Linked DNA regions of Homo sapiens: region 1 is linked to region 2. Evidence: chromatin loops called from intact Hi-C (ENCODE). Cell type or tissue: GM12878. All regions are shown on one strand. Links, peaks and the distances in the headings refer to the core of each region. The heading gives the core; the rest is flanking DNA.

Region 1 (2,907 bases), core at 212-2,711, 110 kb after region 2:
TTTTAGAACTAAATTTACAAAACTGCAAAATACCTAGCCTAGCATCTGATACATAGCATACCTTTAAATAATGTGAGCCCCGGTTTCATCTTTTACCCATTCTCAGTGGACTTTGATGTAGCATCAGAGTTTTCTTACCCAGGCCAGTTGGGAAGGCAAAAGGCAGGGATGGCATCTGTGAAGAACATGCCCCTGGGCTGGTCACTGGTCCGAGGCCCGAGGCCTCCAAGCTCAAACCTGCCAGGTCACTGCGGGCTTGGCTCAGCTTCCCAGGCCTGCCCTCGGGGACCTCTGCAGCCCTACCTGGCTGTTCCATGCTCCTGGGCCAGCCTTCCCTCAGTTTCCACTCTGGACCAGAATCAGAGGCCAGAGCCAAGGGAGAGATTGTTTCTTTCCATCCAGCTGTGGAGATGGGGAAAGTAAAGGTAGGACTGCACTGACCGTGTCTTTTGTGGGACAGGCAGGACTTCCGGGCTGGGAGGAGGAGATCTTGTACCAGAGTCTCCAAAAGGCATCTGCCCCATTGCCTCTCTGCGCACCGCAGAGAGGGGTGTGCGGGCCCGTGGGTCCCGCCTGCACGCTCTGCTGTTCCAGGCGCTCGACCTCTTTGCCCCCTAGGTCAACGAGGGGAATCCACTCTGCCATGGGGAAGTCGCTGCCCCGTAGGGTATAAGAACTTCCCCATAGTTCACCCCTTCCTCCCTGGCCGCCCAGTCTGGAAGGGGAGCTGGAGAAGGCGGCGGGGGGTGGGGGGAAGGCGGGGGGGAAGGCGGGGGGGTGGGGCGGGCTTCTCTGGTTTCTTACCCTCCTGGGGTCAGGTTTCCTCAGCTCCCTCCCTTAAGGAGGGGAAATCGAGGAAGAGGCCCATCTCCATGGAAACTTTCTGGTAACAAGGCTGTGAAAGAGAAGGGGACAGGTGTTTCAGGAAGAAGGGAAGGCGCTGAGGATGGGCCTGGAGAGGAAGTGTCCCTGAAAGTGGTTTTGGGGCTGCCCGCGCCAGCGAAAAGCACGTGTCCCATTTCCTGCCGGAATGGCCAGAAAAGGTCTCCTCCCCGGCTCTGCCCCCTCTAGCTGAGTCCTGGACCTCTAGGGACTCCCACCTACACCCTTCCCATAAAGCCTGACCCAGCTGGGACGCAAAGGCTAGTGTCCCCCTCCCCGAGTCGGTAGGGGCTGGGGAGGGAGGTGGTATGGCCCGGAGCCCCAGGCCGAGGGCCCGGGCACCCGTGCATCCCCCCTTCTGCTCCCCATTCTCTCACAGGAGGGCCATGAAACGCAACGCCCGGCTGAGGTGCCCCTTCCGGAAGGGCGCCTGCGAGATCACCCGGAAGACCCGGCGACAGTGCCAGGCCTGCCGCCTGCGCAAGTGCCTGGAGAGCGGCATGAAGAAGGAGAGTGAGCAGTGGGCGCGCGGGCGGGCCGGCGCCGGGGTGCACGGCTCTGAGTAAGGACGTGCCGTGGGTGTGGGCATGCTTGTGTGGAGATGCGCGCCGAGTGTGCGCGTGAACACACGTGCACATGTGAGCTGGTGTCCGTGTGCAACAGGCAGCCACCTGGGGGAGCGCTTGCAGTCGGCCCTCTGGGAGATGGAGGGAGTCGGTAATCTCTGCCCTGGGATGTGTGCTGGGCAGCCCTGGACAGGGCGTGCCCTCTGTCTCCCCTCAGTTGCTCCTGCATCATTCTTTTTGTCCCCTTCATAATTGTTGTAATGGTTTGAAACCACATTTGCGGGTAGGAGTGTGAATCTGGGGGAGGGAAGCAGGAGCCACATGGGTGATAGGACCCGGGGCCTTCTAGGTGCTAGCCCCATCAGCTGCCCCAGACCTGGATCTTTATAGGGGAACTGTTTGCAGACAGGTGACATGAGGTGTTCTCATTCTACCTATTTAACTTTGATATATTTGTGCTCCTAGGTCACTATGAGATTAAGGCTCATGCGGAAAAGGCTAGGTGTTTCTAGTGCATATTTGTCTCCATGGAACACAAAGGGACCCAAAGCTGCTTCTTTCAAGGACAAGTTCTCTAGGCTGCTGGCAGGCATTCTTGATCTCTCCCCACCAAGGACCTCATAGCTTTGTTCTACACACATGAGTGGGCTCCAGAAATCCACAGAAGACCCTAAGGCTCTGGGCTATATAAGAAGTCTCTGGAGTTGCTATTTCTTGCTAAGCTGTAGCCCAGCTCTCTAGGGTCTTGGAGACCCAGACACCTCTGAAGAGTCTTGGTATATAATTCACCAGAAAATGATAATTGTAGATGCCATTTACTGAACATCTCTTATGTACCAGGAACTATATTAGGCACCCTACATGCAAGGTCTCATTTAACAGCGGTGCGAGGTAAACACGGTTTCTCCGGATCACAAAGGAGAAACCTGGAGGCAGGAGAGGTTAAGGAGGTTGCTTGGGGTCACAGGTAGTAAGTGGCAAAGCTTTCATGCAAACCCAGCGCCTTTGGATTCTGAAGCCCGTGCTCTTGCCAGGGCCCCACAGTGTCCTCACAAACTCCACTGCAGAGGGCAAAACACCAGCCTCACCTCATCTCTGTCCTCACCCAAGTGTTTCTCCAGAAGAGCCCACAGGCCTCTTGAGTCCAGACAGGGGAGAATTGCTTGTCACCATTACTTTCTCTTTTGCCTAACGGCTTCTGCTGCCTTGAGAGGGTTACACAGTGGCTCTCCAGGGGGCTGGAGGCTCACCAGGGGCACGTGTGCCTGAGCCAGCCTCACTGTCCCTGCAGTGATCATGTCCGACGAGGCCGTGGAGGAGAGGCGGGCCTTGATCAAGCGGAAGAAAAGTGAACGGACAGGGACTCAGCCACTGGGAGTGCAGGGGCTGACAGAGGAGCAGCGGATGATGATCAGGGAGCTGATGGACGCTCAGATGAAAACCTTTGACACTACCTTCT
Region 2 (2,907 bases), core at 110-2,609:
ATCAAGAAATAATCAGAGCCCTCGGGGGTGCTCTGTCTGTGGAATAGCCATTGTTTTATTCCTTTACATTCTTAATAAACTTGTTTTCACTTTATGGACTCGCCCTGAATTCTGTCTTGCGTGAGATCCAAGAACATTCTCTTGGGGTCTGGATGCAGACCCCTTTCCGGTATAGAGAGAACATTTTAGGTGATGTCATATGTTGAGGAGCTAGCTGTGAGAAGATAAGGAGGTGGGAGTGAGGAACATTGAGAAGAAGAAACGAAAAGTGGGCGGCTCTGAGAACGTAGCTGTACCCCAGACAGAAAAGTACTATACCATTATTATATTGTACTTTGCTTCTGTGTCAGCTTTCTCTATCATCCAGTGAGCTGTACAAATTATCTCAAAATCTTTAACACCTATTATATAGTAGACATTCAGTAAATTTATTTAACAAAGGGATGGATTTAGTAATCATTTCATTAAGATTTCATGTACCAGATACCTCAGAGATACAAAAATGACCAGGTGAAGGGCTGTGCCCTCAGTGAACTCAAAGTTGTGGGAAGCAGAGTTGTGAACAATTACTGATTACTAATACAAGGTGGTCAATGCTATTGGTGCTACTACAGCATTGGAAGGATGATATCTCACTGTATTTGAAAGATATGAGGAAACTGCATAGAAGTGGCAAAGTTAGAGGTGAGTGTTGAAATGTACCTAAATTAGTTGAGGGGTGTTAAAGAAAAAATTATTCAATGATCTTATTAAGGCATGGACAGGCAGAGTGCGTTCAAGACCATTGCAATAGATATAGGAATTACTGCAACAGGGTCTTGTAGTTGGGGGAGGGATTGGGTTCAACTCCGAATATAGCATAAGCAAGTAGAAATTTATAGCAAAGAGCAGGCTGAGGGTCAGTGGATGAAAAATTACTAAGAGGAAATATCAGAGGTAAAGAGAATTCTGGTTAAACTCATCTCAAAGGATTCTTGCTGAAGACAGCCAGGGTAATCAGACTTCACCTGGGGGTGAAAAGCGAAAGCGAAGGATGAGGACCCCAGTCAGATATCTAGGATGGGGGATTCTTACCAAACTGACATAGCACGGTTCTTTGCTAAAACTGGATTTTACAAGAAAGTACACAGACAGACCTAGGACATGGCTGGTTTTCAAAAACCCCAAGAAGTTTAGGAGTAGAGACAATAAGTTAAAACCAGGAGTATATGCAGAAAGAGTAGTAGGCCAGGAAGCGTATTCAGGAAGTGTCTGTGGATCACATTGAGGGACTAAGTGGCTAAGTTGGCTGGACTTCCTGGTTCAATAGGGACTTCCCTAAGGGGACTTTCCCCTAAGCCAAAATGAGTCATAGCTGCAAGCTAAGGGATTGAAACTTCAACCAATCAAAGGGGACTTTCCCCTAAGCCAAAGTGAGTCCCAGCTGCAAATTAAGGGATTGAAACTTCAGCCAATCATATAGAGAGTTTAAGCTCTAGCTGCAGCCTGATGTTTTTAACCAATCAGGCCCACCAACCTAAGAGAGGAGACCACCCCTCATATTGTGTTATGCCCAATTTCTGCCTCCAAAGAAAGAAGAATTTAAAACAAAAAGGCAGAAATGAAATCCACAGGCAGACAGCCCAGCACTGTGCTCTGGGCCTGGTAGTTACAGATTGACCCCTGACCTAACCGATATGTTATCTATAGATTCCAGACATTGTATGGAAAAGCATTGTGAAAATCCCTGTCCTATTCTGTTCTGTTCCGATTACCAGTGCATGCAGCTCCCAGTCACATACCCACTACTTGCTCAATCGATCACGACCCACTCACGCAGACCCTCTTAGAGTTGTATGCCCTTAAAAGGGACAGGAATTGCTCACTCCGGGAGCTCGGTTTTCGAAGATGTGAGTCCGCCAATGCTCCCAGCTGAATAAAGCCCTTTCCTTCCATAACTCGGTGTCTGAGCGGTTCTTGTCTGTGGCTCGTCCGGCTACAAACCCACAAGTGGATAGAAAATAACCTAATCCTATGGGACAGAAAAAGGAAAAGGGGAGGAGTCATAAGGGGATATAAACATAAGATACCCAAACCAGAAATGGCAACCCTTCCAGGTTCCCTTCCACCACGTGGAAGCTTTACTTTCGCTTTCCCTTTACTTTTGCTTTGGCTTTAATAAATCTTGCCACCGCACAGTCTTTGGGTCCACGCATTTCTCTAGTGAAGCTGTAACACTTGCCACTGTGGTCCACGGCTTCATTCCTTGAAGCCTGTGAGACCATGAACCCTTCGATCGAGAAAAACCTTTGATCGGAAGAAGACTTCTCGTCTCAACATTAAAGGACAAAGAAGCCAACTCTAAGGCATGCCATTAGCTTTAATAATCTGAGTGTAATAAATAATAATGATCATAACGGATTAAAACATCAGATCTGTAAAAAATGCATGCATTCATAATGATATCAAACAAACAAAAACTTTGTGGTTAACTCTGGAGTTTGGTAGGGCACCAACTCATGTCTCTGAAATTTCATAATTAAAAAGAACAAATCCAGCATTTACCCAGTCTTTCCTCTATGAGATTATCCTGGTTATCTCAGGATAACCAATGAGTTGGTATGAAAAGATTCCTTTTATAGAAGAACCTCTGGTAATAATAGAGAATTATTGAAAGGATTAGAAATTCACTGCTCTAGGATAAAAGACTTAAGAGACATACCAAAATGCAACATGAGGACTTTTTTTGGATCTTGACTGGAACAAACCAACTATAAAAGATAATTTGGACTCAAACAGGAAAATTGGAATTATTTATAGTACTAAGGAATTATTGTTAATTTTGTTAGATATGATAACGGTAGTTAAATTTTTAAAATCTATGTCAGTTTGAGATGCAGACTAATTTAAGGGTAAAATAATATTATG

The links. A loop is a pair of places that touch in the nucleus more often than their neighbours do. Peaks named below come from ENCODE experiments on the same cell type or tissue, not always from the same donor. Only the 100,000 strongest peaks of a DNase experiment are listed, where the experiment ranks them.
Region 1: a loop joins it to region 2, with 8 times the contacts of the local background. A loop is called at or near these places in 4 of 110 quality-filtered maps.

What each region holds. Positions count from the first base shown.
Region 1 is chr3:119,808,800-119,811,706 of GRCh38, forward strand. NR1I2 (nuclear receptor subfamily 1 group I member 2) reads left to right here. Exons shown (of 9, transcript NM_003889.4): 3 at 1,262-1,395; 4 at 2,740-2,907. Among named protein-coding and RNA genes, the nearest start is that of NR1I2, 28 kb to the left of the region's middle. RefSeq lists enhancers at 897-1,400, 1,378-1,437 and a silencer at 908-1,167. In GM12878, for the core only: a CTCF peak has its summit at 1,548 (motif pointing right); a DNase peak (open chromatin) is centred at 1,472; H3K4me3 peaks cover 1,094 bases; H3K27ac peaks cover 600 bases.
Region 2 is chr3:119,699,411-119,702,317 of GRCh38, forward strand. It overlaps LOC105374064 (a long non-coding RNA gene), which reads right to left. Exons shown (of 3, transcript XR_924391.4): 2 at 1,782-2,011; 3 at 458-1,007. Among named protein-coding and RNA genes, the nearest start is that of CFAP91, 2.2 kb to the right of the region's middle. RefSeq lists enhancers at 1,113-1,512, 1,232-2,431. In GM12878, for the core only: no CTCF peak of the experiment used is centred there; a DNase peak (open chromatin) is centred at 1,361; H3K4me3 peaks cover 297 bases; H3K27ac peaks cover 1,778 bases.